Regions from separate parts of the Homo sapiens genome. Here region 1 is linked to region 2. The links are chromatin loops, found by intact Hi-C in ENCODE. Cell type or tissue: upper lobe of right lung. All regions are shown on one strand. Each heading gives the region's core, and the rest is flanking DNA. Links, peaks and the distances in the headings are about the cores only.

Region 1 (8,340 bases), core at 258-8,257, 63 kb after region 2:
GAGGCTGAAAGTCCACAATCTAGGCTCTGGCAAATTCAGTGTCTCATGAGAGCCTGCCTCCAGGTTCATAGACAGAGCCTTCTTTCTGTGTCCTCACATGGTGAAAGGGTCACAGGAGTTCTCTTAAGCCTCTTTTTTTTTTTTTTTTTTTTTTTTTTCAGAAACAGGGTTTCACTATGTCGCCAAAGGCTAAAGTGCAGTGGTGTGATCATAGCTCACTATAGCCTTGACCTCCTGGGTTCAAGCAATCCTCCTGCCTCAGCTTCTCGAGTAGCTGGGACTACGGGAACATGCCACCATGCCTATCAAATATTTTTAAAACTTTTGTAGAGATGAGGGTCTCACTGATTGCCCAGGCTGATCTCAAATTCCTGAGCTCAAGCGATCCTCATGCCTTGGCCTCCCAAAGTGTTGGGATTGCAGGCTTAAGCCACCAAACCTCTTTTATAAGGGCACTAATCCCATTCATGGGGGCTCCACCCTCATGACTTTGTCACCTCTGAAAGGCCCCATCTCCTAACATCATCACCTGAAGTGTTAGGATTTCAACATATAAATTTTGGAGGACACAAACAGACCATAGCATTTTCTGTTCTGATCCTAAAGTATTTTTCTCAAATCATATGACTTTAATCAACACATAATATAATCAATTCTTTAAAAATTTTTCTAATGTAATACTTTTTTCTTTTTTTCTAGCTCAAGTCACTGGATATTTTTTGAGTATTCATTATGAAATTTGAAATAAATCTTAACAGAGATAATGATACCAATTATGATTCTTGTATTACCACATCAGTACATTAACTGAACACTTAACTATATGCAAGACATTTCAGGGAGGGCTCAGCATCTATATTAACTCTCGTTCTCATAAAACTCTTGCTAATTACTTATCATTAATCCTAGTGTATAAAACAAAATGAGAGCTTATGACAAGTATTCATGATCATAGAGCAGGGAAACTTGAAAAAGCTATTTTGGGCCAAGCGCGGTGGCTCAAGCCTGTAATCCCAGCACTTTGGAAGGCCGAGGTGGGCAGATCACGAGGTCAGGAGATCGAGACCATCCTGGCTAACACAGTGAAACCCCGTCTCTACTAAAAAATACAAAAAACTAGCCGGGCGTGGTGGCGGGCACCTGTAGTCCCAGCTACTAGGGGGGCTGAGGCAGGAGAATGGCGTGAACCCGGGAGGCGGAGCTTGCAGTGAGCCGAGATCGTGCCACTGCACTCCAGCCTGGGTGACAGAGCGAGACTCCGTCTCAAAAAAAAAAAAAAAAAATAAGAAAAAGTTATGTTGATTCCAAAGCCTAGACCTTCTCTTGACACTCAGAAAACCAAGCCATATAAAACAGCGTAGATGCAGGGCTGAAATGTGCAGAGGGTTCAGTCCACAACCACGCAGAAGAAAACAGCTGGCCAGAGGCAATAGGAAAGTCTTCGCGCAGCAGCCTAGACTGATCCGAGGTAGTCAGTGCTTTTTAGGGGCAGAAACGTCTATGTCTTTCCCCCCAGAATGGCTCTGATGAAGAAGCAGGTGAGAAAAAGTGTGATTGCCCCACGCCTTGTTGTCTGTCTGAAGCACTGTTTGCTTTCTCTTTTTCTGCCCTGAATATAGCTTTAATTTAACTCAATGGAGTCCTGTGAGCTGCATTAACAAATGATACCCCAGATAGCTTAGGGCCGTGTGCTAAAAATGAGTTCCCAAAGAGGCTACAAACCATGGAGGGTGGAAATATTGGGAAACTCCTCATAATACATTACTTTCTTAGATATTCATATTCCACATCGTGCACTAAACATCTAAGAAGTCCTATAGTCAAGAAACTTGTTAGATTTAACTGGAATTTCCCAAACTTTCATCATGGCTGAACCATCTTTCATACAATGCCCATTCCCTGTTAATGGAATGAACACAGAATCCTTGTAGACTAGAGAAGCAAACACGCAGTGTTCTGGTGTGCCCCTAGAGGATGTAACCACCCCAAATCAAGGGCCATCATTACAAGACGAAGGGTCCATGCAGCCACACTCTGCACCCTGATGTCTGGTCGGACGCTGGCCCGTGAGTGCCCCGGGAGCCCGGGTATACCGGATGAGGTGGCTACCGCAGAGGTTCTGGATCTTCCCCCGGTCCCTCTGATGCTGGGCCCTCCTGCTGTGGTGCCGGGCTCTCTCTTCCTTGTGCTTGTCACACCTGGCCTGCATTCTCTGTGTGCTTCAGAGCAAGACTTCAGTGAGGCCACCAGACTGGTTTTCAGGTTGCATTTCTGTCCTTGGTGCCATCTACTGGGTTGTCCCTCAGCCCTGTGCCTTTAATCTCACAAATCCACCCTGCCTAACCCACCCCCAGATTCCTGATGCGCGCCGCAGACTCTACCTGCTGGAGTCTTCCGACCTTGATGGACTAACCATGGCCACCAAATATGTTTCTATAACTATCCTGTCTTCCTTAAGGGCCAGACAGCTCAGCCTTCACAGTGGAAAACATGTTTTCTAGCTGCTATTCTTCAGCTTGTTTTAACCCATGGCCCCTTTGGTAATTACAAAATATCATGCCTTTCATTAACTTCCTTTGAAACTTTAAAATTAATTAAATACAGGTTGCGATGAGCCAAGATCGCGCCATTGCACTCCAGCCTGGTGACAGAGCAAGTCTCGGTCTCAAAAAAAAAAAAAAAAAAAGCCAGTGGCGGTGGCTCATGCCTGTAATCCCAGCACTTTGGGAGGCTGAGGTGGGCAGATCACGAGGTCAGGAGTTCAAGACTAACCTGGCCAACGTGGTGAAACCCCGTCTCTACTAAAAATATAAAAATTAGCTGGGTGCGGTGGCACGTGTCTGTAATCCCAGCTACTCAGGTGGCTGAGGCAGGAGAATGGCTTCAACCCGGGAGTTGGAGGTTGCAGTGAGTGGAGATCACACCACTGCACTCCAGCCTAGTGGACAGAGTGAGGCTCCATCAAAAAAAAATAAATTAAATTAAATTAATTAAATATTACAATGAAAAACAAATGTAACTGACGTCTGCAACTTACTCCAAAATACAATGCATAAGAGGAATTCATGGGTGGATACAGGCATGGCTAGCAGCACGCACGTGTGATAAAGCAACTACTATGTAGCAAAGGAGCGATTTAGGGTGTGGGTAAATGGTGTTCACTGTAAAATGATTTCAATTTTTTGATACATATCAAATTTTTCACAATAAAAGGTTAGGCAAAAGTTCAAGTAATGATAATTCTACACTATTTTTTATCAACTGGCACAGAGCACCCACTATGCTCACAGACAGATGTGGGTTCCAGGGAGGTGGGACTGTGGGTGTCTGTCCAGCCAGGAGGAACTGCTTCTGCTGTTTAAGTCTCTGTGGGAACTATGGGACTTCCTGCAAACTGCTGTTTGGGGAAGTGTTGCACCTGCCCCAGCTGAAGCCCTGCGAGCCGTTCCAGCTCATCTGTGGGGTAGGAGGCCGACACATATGTTCTGCCAGGGCTGACCTCTGCAGACTGAGATCTGAGCTATGCTCAGCTAGCCCAGCTTGCCTGGCTGCCATTCATGCCCCCACATCTCGTTGTCCCTGAGCCTATCCTTCCAGACCCCACCTGGATCATGCACTAGGTCCCACAGGAAGAAAAGATTGTTGTTCCATGGGATGCTTTCCCAATCCAGTTTCCATCTGTTTGCCACTGGAAGGGAGAGCAGAGTCAACATCACATCAAGAGGAAAGATGGGCTCCTGCATGATGAATTTGCTTAGGAAGCAAATTGTGCCCAATCTACACCTTGGTTAATATTGGTGTGCTACAAAAATGTGCATATGGAAGGGCTACGAGAGCTGCTTAAACAATTCCTGCTGTTACTCCCTTCTGCACAAAGAGATAGAAGACTTACAGTGCAATGCATGGGGAGGGGAAGGCCCAGGAGAGGAGAATGCAGGGAACCTGCCCTTCAACGGAAGCATCAGTGATCCTTAAAATCACAGGTTCGGTGTTGTAGGGGCTCTTCTGAATTCAAGAGAACTCCTAGAACTGCAAGAGGTCACTGTATTCTCAAAAGTAACAAATGCATTTCCACAAAAAACAGCTATACGCAGCAACTGCCTAAGTCTATTTTAAGGGAAACAAAAGGTCTTAAAGGCCCACCCCCACACCCCCAGATTAAAAGCAGCTAGGTGTGGAGTGACAAATAGCCAAGAAAGCTGAGGGGACATCAGGCTCGCCAGGAATGTGTACAGAATAATGGCTATAAGGCTGGTTCCTCATATCGCTTTGAATATCTAACCAGCTTTGTATTCAATTAATACTTAATATATGGCCAAAAAAAGTCACTAAATAATTTTGAACCATAGAGTATCAAAGTGATGCTCTAGAATCTAGAGGGAAAGAGTTTGTAAGTGAGATATGGTGGTTCATTTTATTTACCAACTTGACTGGATCATGGGTCAAGCCCAGATATTTGCTTAAACATTATTTCTGGGTGTATCTGTGAAGGTGTTTCTGGAAGAGATTAACATTTGAATTGGCAGAATGACTTAAGAACATGGCCCTTCCCAAGGTGGAGGGGCCTCAGCAAATCAATTGAGGGGCTGAGTAGAGCAAAAAAGCAGAGAAAGGAGGAATTTACCCTGTGTGCTTCCTGTCTGCCTGCTTGAACTGGGACATCTCATCTCACCTTCTCTGACCCTCAGACAAGGATTCGTATCATCGGCTCCCCTGGTTCTCAGGCCTTTAGAAACAGATTGAATCACACCATGGGCTTTCCTGGCTCTCCAGCTTGCAGACCCAGGGACTTCTCAGAATCCATGATTTGTGTAAGCCAATTCCTCAACATAAATCGCTCTCTCTCTTTACACACATACACACACACACACACACACACACATACTCTCTCTCCTCTCTCTCTCTCTCTCTCTCTCATCCTCATGAAACCTTTGCTGGTTACTTATCATTAACCCTAGTTTACAAAACAAAATGAGTTACAAAACAAAAATATGTATGGTGTGTGTGTGAGAGAGAGACAGAGAGCGAGAGAGAGAGAGAGAGATCCGGTTGCTTCTGTTTCTGTTTCTGTGGAGAACCCTGACTAATACATGAGGAATTATTGGCTTCTAGGGCTTCTCTATGACCAGAAAACGCCATAGCCTGTGTGGATCCCCAGCCCAGCTTGACTGGTAAATGCTGACCACAAGTAACACTTCATCTGACAAATGGTGGGACCAGAAACCCAGAAACCAGTGTGGGGACACAGCCAGCAGGCCATGGTCTCTGGAGGGATCATAGTAGAAATCCTCTATCAAACATGAGAGGAAAACAGGCAGCAGCAAGACTCCACAGCGGCTGCTCTCTGGTTAGCTCCAGTGAAGTCATTAGCACCAGGAAAGCAGGGGAACTAGCTTAGGAATTCACCGAAACCCACCTCCAGGCCTTGCAGCCTCACAGTAGAGAGAACAACTGTGGCTCCACCTGGCCCTGCCCGCAGAGGCAGTGGAATGTGTGAGTATTTTGTTTAATACTCCACGTCGTTGCTCTCTGCCTCCCACAAGGGATTTAAGATGGCTTACAAACATGGCCACAACATTGGCAATGAGAATAAAATAAAAATAGACGATATAAGTAAAGCAGAAGGAAAATCAGGCAGGGGTGTAAGATGAAGTGAGGAATGAAGTCAGCATCTGAAGCAGCCAGATTTAACTATATGGAAGCACATGAGATATTTGTTACAAATTCAATGTCCTGGGGAAGTGGAACCCCAGTGTCCCAGTCATCCTAACATCTGAGAATTATTTAACCAGACACGTGAAAGAAGGAACCATGAACTTACTTAGTTGTGGGTTCTTAATGCAGAATTTGAATCTTCTGAAAAGAAATGAGATGCCTGTGTTCACATGCACTTTTCTTTTCTACTCAGATCATGTAAATGCTCATCAAATTATCAGAGGACTCCAGGACCCAAAACCCATTCACCATTAGTACCACTGCTAACCTTTCCAGAAAGCCATGGAAGGATGGAACCATGATCGGGGATACTAGATGTGATATTGTTAACCGCACTGGATACTTACTAACGATCAGCATCTGGGCTAAGCGTGTCCCATGCACTATCTCACTTTAGTCCTGGAAGCAAGCACTATAATCACTGCCATTTTATAGATAAGGAAGCAAAATCTTGGAGGTTAATTTCCCCCACAGTTATGCAGTTGGTCAATGTCAAGATTAATTTCCAGGCAGTCTGGCTTCCAAGCAGCAGGTACAACTGCCATAAATCCAACTCACCACATTGCAGGAGAGAAGGTTTCCTGATGCAGAAACACACCAGGGTCTTAGGGGGAAGCTCCGCTGTTCCTTATTCTGAAACCAAAAAAAGACACTGTGAACCATTGTCAAGTAAACTATTACTCTTAACTTCTGATTTGTGTTGTATCTGCACAATTCTTTGAATGAAATGGACTCTATTCTGTAATTTTCTGGCAGCTGGCATATTTTTGTCTTTTCTTAAAAATCATCTTCAAGGTAGAGCTCATTCTCAGAAGAGCTCATTCAAGGAAATATCTAAATCCCATTTCTGCCACTTATTGACAGTCTGACTTTGGGCAAGTTATTTAGTTAGCTTTGTTATTCTTTTTCTTATTCTTTGTATTATTATTATCATTCCAGTGCTCTGTGTATGTATTTTTCCACAATATAAAATAAATAAAATCAACTAACTTTATTTTGTGAAGCATGTAATACTCAGAAACTAAAATAATTTTTTAACAGGAAGAGAAATATAAACCCTTTTTAATAAAGAACATAAAGGTAAAAATTTTCCCCAAAAAGGATAGTGGTGGGAGATCGAATTGTGTAGCTCATTATCAAAGTAACTCCTGAGCTAGAGTAGAGAAGAGGCCCATGGACAGAACATATTTGTATTCCAAATAATAGCTGGGGACAAAATAATGATCCTCTGCATGACATTACTGTTTAGTATGACTGCAAATGCCCTGGGCAACACCGTGGCAGGTAAAGCTAAGTGGTGATTCTAACTGTTACACAGGAGGATAGAATGCCATCTTGTTTTCAGTCAATGTGTCCACTTAGAAAACCCAAGAGAGGTAAATAAAAATCTATTGGAATGAATAGAACAAAGAGAATTCTATACAATAGACAAATTTAAGGAAAGTATACTAAACATAGGTTTAAGGTATAACTAATCAAGATATCTATTGAGAGAAAAAAAATTCTATTAAATATAGCATCAAAATATAAACTATTCCAGAATTACTCTTAACACAAAAGTGATAATACATAAAGAAAAGTACAAAATAACTGAATGCCTACTAGAGTCCTATGAGTGTGCAGCCCCTTCCCCTGTCTTAGTTTTCTTCAGAGAATGGAGCCCCCGAGGTGTCCTGGGCTTGCATGAGGGTCTCCATTGCCTGTCTCAGCTCTGTGGGTGGGTGCTCCACTAGCCCAGGCTCCTCTGTGGGTTGCTCAATGGTGTAAGTCTGGGCCAGAGCAGACCTGACCCACAGAGAAGCATCACTACAGTGCCTACAGCCCCACTCGTTCCAGGCACTGCTCTGTCCTAATCCACTCAGTCCAGGAGAAGGAGAGGTCAAGGTTTCCCTTTTGCAGAAGAGGAGATAGAGGCACCGCCTAAGGGCTCACAGATGGTGACCATGGAGGTGTGACCTGAACCAGGCAGTCTAGTCTCAGATTTCATGGCCACCATCATACTCCATAGCTTCCTTTTTATCGGGGGAATGAAAAATGATGACAATTACGTTAAAACTGTATGTACATATAAAAGTACATAAACATCAGGATAATTTATTGGGTTATTAATCTGTAGTGTTTTTTGACTATTCCTCATTGCATATTTTCCTCCCTGGCATCAGGTTTGTGAATGTATGAGCTGTGCTGTCATATGATGTCTCTCACCTGGTTTAATACATTCCTAATGCTGTCCTGGAATTCTTAATACCTTTTCTTTTTCAAAAAAGATCTTGCAAATTATGTGGCAGTTCTTTCTCTCTCCCATTTCAAGCCAGCATTCTGGACTCCCTCACCTAAGGGGTAGTCAGGTTGCAGGAAAATAGTAGAAGTTTCCAGAAGGTTATAGCACATTCTGTCTCTGGAGGGAGACAAAAATGGGAAGGAGGGAGAAAAGAAAAATGAGGTGAGAAGCTGGGACTTAGGAGAGACTCCTTCCAGCTGGGGAAGGCAGGGAGGTTAGGGGTTCTGCCAAAGCACCACCTCCTCCACCACCACAGTATCTCACAGAAGCTTCTGGTCCCTAGTGGACAATGGCTTAGTGTCTGCAGTTTGTGTGTGTGCTTAGCCTGTCTCCTCGACACCGAA
Region 2 (8,340 bases), core at 66-8,065:
TAAAATTTGACATCGATTCTCATTGTTATACAATCAAACAAGGAAATCCAGGATAAAATACAACCTCTGAACCCAATAAAATGTATATACCAAAATCTGCAGCAGACATCAAATTTAATAATTATTTAAAAAATATTCACCACAAGTGTTTAATCTAGAAATGGGATCATATCTGTAAATTAAGAAACAGCCATGTGTGTTGGAAAGAACAAGACTACGTATCCTGATTTGCAGCCAAGATTATACTTTAACAGTTCAAGAGAATCAATTGAATACATCTTAGAATAATTTACTAAGAATGTCCCATTCATGATAGCAAATAGCAAAAATCCTATCAAATACTTAGTAAGAACACAATAGCACATGTATGAGGACCTATTATGAGAAAAAATAGAACTTTTTTGACACAGCAGAGGGGAGAAAGTGTATCCTTTCGGTATATTTCGGTATAAAGCATATTTTGTTATAAAGCTTCCAGTTTAAAAAAAGAAATCTCCAGTAATGACTTCGTTTTCTGACAAAATGTCAGAGAAAAAAAAATCTCCCTTCTACTTCATTAGTTCACGCTTTCTCTCTCTCTAATGGCTGTTAAACTCACCCACTAATTTCTCTCAGTTTCAGCTGCTGTATTTTTTTATTTCCAGTATGTGTATTCTATTTTTTTATATGTTTGTCCTCTACTAAAGCATTCAATCCTGTCTTTTAATGCCTCCAACATATTAATTATATTTGTTTTAATGTCCCTGCTTGATAACTTCATCATCTGAATGTTCTGTGGATCTCTTTTCATTGTTTCTTTTCTTTTCTAGTCGGGTCAGGTTTTCTCTCCTTGAATGCCCAATTATTTTTGATTGAGTGAGAAACACGGTGATAGAAAATTGTAGTGCTCATTCTGGTCTCTAGAGGATAAAATCTTCCTGCAGGAAGATATTGCTTCTGTCAGGAAGCTAGGAAAAGAAGCATTAGCACTCCTGCATCACCTTCATCCAATTAGAGAACCAGGAATTCAGGAACCTGAACCTTTGGAGAGGGCTGTTTCCAGGGCATTCTCACTCCTAAGGTGGAGACTTCTGAGTTCCAACCAAAGCCTAGGGTGTTTACCAAGGCTCTTCCTGGTTGCAAGTTCCTGAAACCTGTGAGCATCTATAGAAGTTCAACTTGGTGCTACAACATCATGATGTCAGCGCAGGGAGTAGTTTAGAAATTACTGATGGATTTTTTTTTTTTTTTTTTTTGAGACGTTGTCTCACTCTGTCACCCAGGCTGGAGTGCAATGGTGCAATCTCGGCTCACTGCAACCTCAGCCTCCTGGGTTCAAGCGATTCTCCTGCCTCAGCCTCCTGAGTAGCTGGGATTACAGGCACCTGCCTCTATGCCCAGATATTTTTTGTATTTTTTTTTTTTAGTAGAGACAGGGTTTCGCCATGTTGGTCAGGCTGGTCTCAAACTCCTGACCTCATAATCCGCCTGCCTTGGCTTCCCAAAGTGCTGGGATTACAGGCATGAGCTACCACGTCCAACCTACTAACAGATATTTTAATCAGATAGGCTGAACTAATCCCCTGATCCTCAAGGTGGTTGGGTGATAAAATTTCCTGTTTAAATGGGACTCTGGCTGGATCTGATAAAGCAGTTGCCCACACAATACAAGTATAAACACACCACATAGGTAGTTTCAAATTTCCTAGTGGTCATATTTTAAAAATATAGACAGAAACTGGTGAAAGTAATCTTAATGCTATATTTTATTTAACCTAATATATGCAAAGTGTTATTATTTTAACACAAAACCAATCTAAAATGCATTGATGATATTTTTTACATTTTTATCTTACCAAATTATCACAATTGGTAGTTTCTAAATGACAGCACAGCTCAGTTAGGACTAACTGCATGTTAAGTTTTGAAAAGCCACATGTGGCTAGTGGTACCACAGTAGTCATCACAGTCTAGAACATTGAAATCAATGCCAAACACTAAAGCAAGGAGTTACATCAACTGTGGACAACCAGCTAAGGTTTGTGAATTTGAAACTAAGATAGTCAGGTTCGGCCAGTCACCCACTTGCAGGGTCTAAATGATGAAAAAGGCTGGCATAGTAAAGCATAATTCTTCAGAAGCTGTCACTGTGCCACTATGCACTCTCCATCAGGATGAGGAGGGCGCTTGCATTCACCCTTCCCATCAAGCAAGGGGGCTTCCAGACACCACTGAGAGACACTGGCTATCCCTCCTGGAACTTGAGAGCCATGAGACCTGGTTTCTGAGACTTGTCTGGAAAAAGCACAAAGGTCAGAGATTGTGGCTGATGATGCCCAGCTCACAAGGGTAAAGACAGCAACCTTTGGAGCAAACTGCTCCTTTTCTGATTTCGGGCCTCACTAGCCTGCAGGAGACAGTGCATTGAATAAAAGGACCCACCCACACCTGTCTCAATTCCCTTGCAACTTTCTAGTCCTGAAACAAGCCCAAGTTGGCAAAGAAAACATTTTTTTTTTTTGAGGTGGAGTCTCGCTCTGTTGCCCAGGCTGGAGTGCAGTGGCACGATTTCGGCTCACTGCAGCCTCCACCTCCCGGATTCAAGCAATTCTCCTGCCTCAGCCTCCTGAGTAGCTGGAACTACAGGCGTGCGCCACCACTCCCGGCTAATTTTTGTATTTTTAGTAGAGACAGGGTTTCGCCATGTTGGCCAGGATGGTCTTGATCTGCTGACCTCGTGATCCGCCCACCTCGGCCTCCCAAAGTGCTAGGATTACAGGCGTGAGCCACCCCATGCCCAGCCAGAAATCAATTTTAATGTGATAATAATGGAAGTTTGATCATTACATTGGACTGACCAACACAATTACTGAGATGAGACTGTTCCTATAACCAAAGGCACCAGAAAGCCACAATACCTATCCAAGATGTTAATTGAGAGGTAAGCAGAAAAGAAACAGGTTCACAGAGTGAATTTTGCATGCAGGGATTAGACACAATAAAGCTTCTCTGGTATTTTCCTGATCTGAGTCCTCTTCATTCAATAAACTGGTTACCTGAGGGGGTTTTTGTTTCACCTCTTGTGGCCGTAGGTAGGGGACCAGAAAGAGCTAAGAGAACCTGAGAATCAGGTGAGATTTGGGCTCATTCTGCACTGTGGAGGATGCTTCCCCAGAGTCATACGCTTCATCAGTGGGACCAGCACAGCACCCAGAGGGGCAGATGGTCTTATCGCACTTCAGTGGTCTGGTCCGTGTTGCCCAGGGACCAGACTATCAGCTCTATCAGGTCAGAGCCCTGGTGTCATCCAGAAGCTCCTATCATTCAGGGCTCACTTCCTGGGCTGTGGAATCTTCTCTTGCCACTTCGGAAGGTGGAAGGAGATGGGAAACTTGGAGAGAAGCAATCAATAGCTTTGACAAGCAAGTTAAAATTGTATTTTTCTATTTATTGGTGAGGGACTAGTTAAACTGGAAGAGATTCGAATTTTGGGTAAAAAACAAGTTTTTGTTTTTGCTATTAACCAAAAATAAAAAAATGCTCTTTCCTTTAACCCAAATGCCATCACCATGAGTCCAGAGAAAGATCATACCAGCTACCTAAAATAAAGGGTGCTGCACACATAGGCACAAGCTGTATTACATTTTATAAAGGAAATCAACAATTTCCTTGAGAGCGTGATATTTGAGTGGTATCAAAAGAAGCATAAAGGTTAATTTTTGTGGCAGGAGGATGAAGGAAGCAGATAATTATAGGGAAATATAGCATAAGCTATGGGAGAAGAAGTCAAGCTGTTGGAGTCAGGAAGCTATAATTTTGGAGACAGGAGGGCTCATGGTGATTGCCCAGGCACCTTTTATTTTGTAGATGAGAAAATTCTGTCAAATGATTGCAGAATGTCTCACAATTAGTAGTCAAGCTGGTGGAATCCAGTGAAACTTAATTCAGAGATTTTCTTCCCCCACCAAAGCATGCTCTAACTTTTCCCCAGGGAACTGTTCTTCATTGACTCCATTTTTCTTTTTGTAATTCAAAGGTAATTCAGCACTATATATTTGCTGTGGTTTGAACGTCTCCTCCAAAATTCATGTTGAAACTTTATCCCCAATATGGCAATACTGAGAGGTGGGACATTTAAGAGGTGATTGGGTCATGAGAGCTCTTCCCTCATGAAAGAATTATTCCACTCATGGGTTAATAGGTCAATGGGTTATGGTGGGAGGGGAACTGGCAGATTTATAAGAAGAGGAAGAGAGGCCTCAGCTGGCACACTCTGCCCCCTCACCATGTGATGCCCTGCACTGCCTCAGGATTCTGCAGAGAGACATCACCAGCAAGAAGTCTCTCACCAGATGCTCCCTGTTTATCTTGGACTTCCCAGCTTCCATAAGAAGCAAATTCCTTTTCTGTATAAACTACCAGTTTCAGGTATTCAGTTATAAGCAAGAGAAAATGGACTAATACATTATTCTATGAGATTTTGGCTTTAGGAAGCTGAGGTGGGTGGATCACGAGGTCAGGAGTTCAAGACTAGCCTGGCCAAGATGTTGAAATTCTGTCTCTACTAAAAATACAAAAAATTAGCCACGCGTTGTGGCGGGTGTCTGTAATCCCAACTACTCGGGAGGCTGAGGCACAGAATTGCTTGAACCCAGGAGGTGGAAGTTGCAGTGAGACAAGATCATGCCTGGGAGACAGAGCGAGACTCCATCTCAAAAAAAAAAAAGAAAAAGATTTTTTTCCTCTCCTTCTTCTTCTCCTTTTTACTTTTAATGTCACTGGCTTGGGAAGACTGTATTTATCAATGACAGACCCAACAATATCCTGTTATGATGGAACATTTGGGTCCTCTGAAATTAATATGCTGGAGCCCTAATTTCCAATGTGGTTTTATTTGGAGATGGGGCCTTAACTAATTAAGGCTAAATGAAGAAATGAGATCATAAAAATGGAGCCCTGATGTGATAGAATTGGTGTCCTTCTTATAAGAAGAGGAAAATCGCTCTCCTCCCTGCTGCCACCCCATGTAAGGATACAGTGGGAAGACAGCCACCTGCAAACCAACAAGAGAGCCCTTACTGGAAACCAAATTGGCCAGAACCTTGATCTTGGACCTCCAACCTCCAGAACTGTGAAAAATAAATTTCTGTTATTTAAGCTACCAACTCAACAGTTTTTGTTATGGCAGCCCAAGTAGTTTATACACATCCCATCCTCCATGCTCTTCTTCAATGTGGCCATCCTAGTCCCCACTAAAGCCACCCTGCTGAAGCTGGGCTGGCCTCAGGAACTTGGTCAGAAAGCATGGACCTCAGCCCGGTTCTCTTGGGACACTTGCTGTCTGGACGATCCCTTTTGAAACCCTCCTTTTCAGAGCTCAGCCTCCAGGCTGTGAGAAACTCAAGTCACATGGAGATGCCATGTGCAGGCACAGAGCCCCAGCTGATTCCAACCTTTGAATCATTGCATTCTGGGCACCAGACATGCGAGTGAGAAAGCTTCCAGATGGTTCCAGCCTCTAGCTGGCCAAGCAAACCACAAAGTTCCAGGTTGTCCCAGCTGAAGCCCTAGACATCGTGGAACAGAGATGAGCTATCTCTGCAGCACGTGTCTGAACTCCCAATCACAGAATCTGCAAGTATAGTCAAATGGTCATTTATGCCATCAAGTAGGGGCATTTTGTGTGTGCATCCATGGTAACTGAAACCTGACATTTCTTTCAGGGAAATTTCCTCAGTGGGTGTTGTCTGGCCAACTCTATCAATCCCACCCTGTCTGACTTGTGAGACGTAGGGAGAGCAGAGATAAACATGGGAGAGAAAACCTCCTGGGGGTGAGCTAATGACAGCTTGTAGAATAGAGTTCACAGTGTTTCTTATTTATGTTCTTTCTCCCCATTTTATTATTTTTATTATGAGATGGGGACTTGCTCTGTCACCGGGGCTGGAGTGTAGCAGTGCAATCGTAGCTCACTGCAGCCTCGAATTCCCGGGCTGAAGTGATCCTTCTGCCCCACCCTTCCAAGTAGCTGGGACTACAGGTGTAAGCCACCATACCTGGCTAATTTTTAAAAATTCTTTTCAAAATTTATTTATTTATCTCTCTATTTGTTTGCTTACAAGTTCTCACTAAGTTGCCCAGGCTTGTATTGAACTCCTGGCCTCAAGTTAATTCTCCTACCTGGACCTCCCAAGTAGCTGTTTACAAGCACGAAATACTATGACCAGCCCTCCAACTTTATTCTTGATGGTAAGTTTCCAAATTGCTTACTTTAACTACAAGTGCCTCTGAGCTTCTAACTTGGGTTATACTCAAGACTATGTTTACTCATCACAACATTGAAAGTTGAATCCGTCAAAATGTTCAAAGCACTCCATGCTGGTCCTTTTGTTCAAGTTAGACCAGCCCAAGTCACTACTCTTACCAGACAGAAACCAGAGTATCTACAAGGGAGTAAAAGCATCAAGTGGAAAGACAGGAAAAGCAAGAGTCAGCGTGGTCTCTCCTTGGAAAAAGGCAACCAGGACTCAAGAACAGGCTTCAACTAGCTACTTGCCTGGTAGTAGGTTGATTATAGTACAGTTTATTGTCCAAACAGGAAAGGGATGCTCTTCATAATTACACTGGAACAACAAGCATGCATCTGGTGTAATTCCATTTATGTAAAATTCTAGGAAATGTAAACTAATGTATAGTGACAGAAAGTATCTTAGTGTCTGCCTGGGGTGGGGAGGAGGGTTGGGCCGGAGGGAGTAAGAGTAAGCATAAGGAGACTTTAGGGAAGATTGGCATGTTCTTCACTTGGATTGTGGTGATGGTTTCACAGGTGTACACAAATGTCAGAACTTTTTGAGGTATACACTTTAAATACATGCAGGTTATTGTTTGCCAATTATATCTCCACAAAGCTATTAAACAGTCTATACCACAGCCAAGATTATGTTGCTGGACGTTCTGATAGTATCTTTTTGTAAAAGAAATGAAAATATTGCAAAAACATCTTTTCTAACCTCCTAACCTTCCCTTATTCTCTCACCTCCTACGCCATTTCCCCAAAGTAACACCTATCAAGATGGTAGCGTACTTTCCAGGCACAATTTTATACATATTCTGTGTGTACATATCCATTAAGTTTATTTGTTTTCTTTTGTGGGCGCAGAATCTTTGCATAAGTATTATCATATTGAGGAAATTATCTAATTTGTGACCACCGGGAGAAAAAAAAATTCTCCTTTTGCTGTCTTCTCTCCAGATCTGAGTGCCAGCTAGCCTCCTGGGGTTGCTTTTCAGGAGCCCTTAGGTTATGACCCCTGTTTATTAGAGGCGTTGTATTCTCCTTGGTTGCACTCCTTTTGTTTGTTTTTGCAACAGTGTATTTTCAAGAGATCTTAGAAAATATTTTTCTGCACCTTCAGAAAAGTACATAGATGAAAAGTAAACTTTCTAATCCTTCCCCGAATGTCTAAAAGTGTATTTTAAAATTTTTTTCAATTACATTTGATCTATAGTTTGACTGGGAATAAATTTTAAGTTCCAAATCATTTTCCTAAGAACATTCAAGCACTGTTCCATCATCTTTTAAAAACTAGTGTTACTGATGGAAACTTTTCTACTAGTCTTTTTCTTCTTCCATTGCAGGTAACATGCATGTTGCTTTTAGAATGTTTTAGTGTCTTTGTTTTATTCTTAGTTTTCTGAAATTGCCTTAGGATGTGCCTAAATGAAGATCTAGTTGAATATGTATATATTCCTTTTTTCTATCATTGTTTAAAACATATAATAAACTCCCCCTTTTTTCTCTCTCTTTTACTTTTGTAGACTCCTAATAGAAGATAGCATTTCTGAATGAGCAATCTCTGTTCTCTGTCTCTAGTTTTCTCTGTCTCTAGTTTTCTCTGTCATGTTTCTCATCTCTTTGTACTGAGACATTTCTTACTTTATAAATTAGTTCTATTGAACTGTTTTCTTTAGGTACAATATTTTTAATCCCATGAACTGATTCTATGTTCTGATTTTATACCTTCCGAACAATAGTCTGTTCTTAAATTGCGAATGTAATTTCTTCTCTTCTAACTCTGAATAGAGGTTTGAAAGTACCTCTTAGTTCTCTGGATTGTCTTTGTTTCTTTTCTTTTCTTTTTTTTCTTTTCTTTTCTTTTTTTTTTTTTTTTTCTTGAGACAAAGTTTCACTCTTGTTGCCCAGTCTGGAGTACAATAGCACAATTTTGGCTCATTGCCACTTCCGCCTCCCAGGTTCAAGTGATTCTCCTGTCTCAGCCTCCAGAGTAGCTGGGATTACAGGCATGTACCACCACGCCCGGCTAATTTTTTATTTTTAGTAGAAACGGGATTTCACCATGT

Evidence for each region. Peaks named below come from ENCODE experiments on the same cell type or tissue, not always from the same donor. Only the 100,000 strongest peaks of a DNase experiment are listed, where the experiment ranks them.
Region 1: it touches region 2 in a loop (3-fold over the local background); 5 of 110 quality-filtered maps call a loop at or near these places.

Annotation. Positions count from the first base shown.
Region 1 is chr9:90,004,722-90,013,061 of GRCh38, reverse strand. No RefSeq gene overlaps it. Among named protein-coding and RNA genes, the nearest start is that of MIR4290, 15 kb to the left of the region's middle. In upper lobe of right lung, for the core only: no CTCF peak of the experiment used is centred there; a DNase peak (open chromatin) is centred at 3,463.
Region 2 is chr9:90,067,353-90,075,692 of GRCh38, reverse strand. No RefSeq gene overlaps it. Among named protein-coding and RNA genes, the nearest start is that of MIR4290HG, 30 kb to the right of the region's middle. In upper lobe of right lung, for the core only: no CTCF peak of the experiment used is centred there; a DNase peak (open chromatin) is centred at 4,272.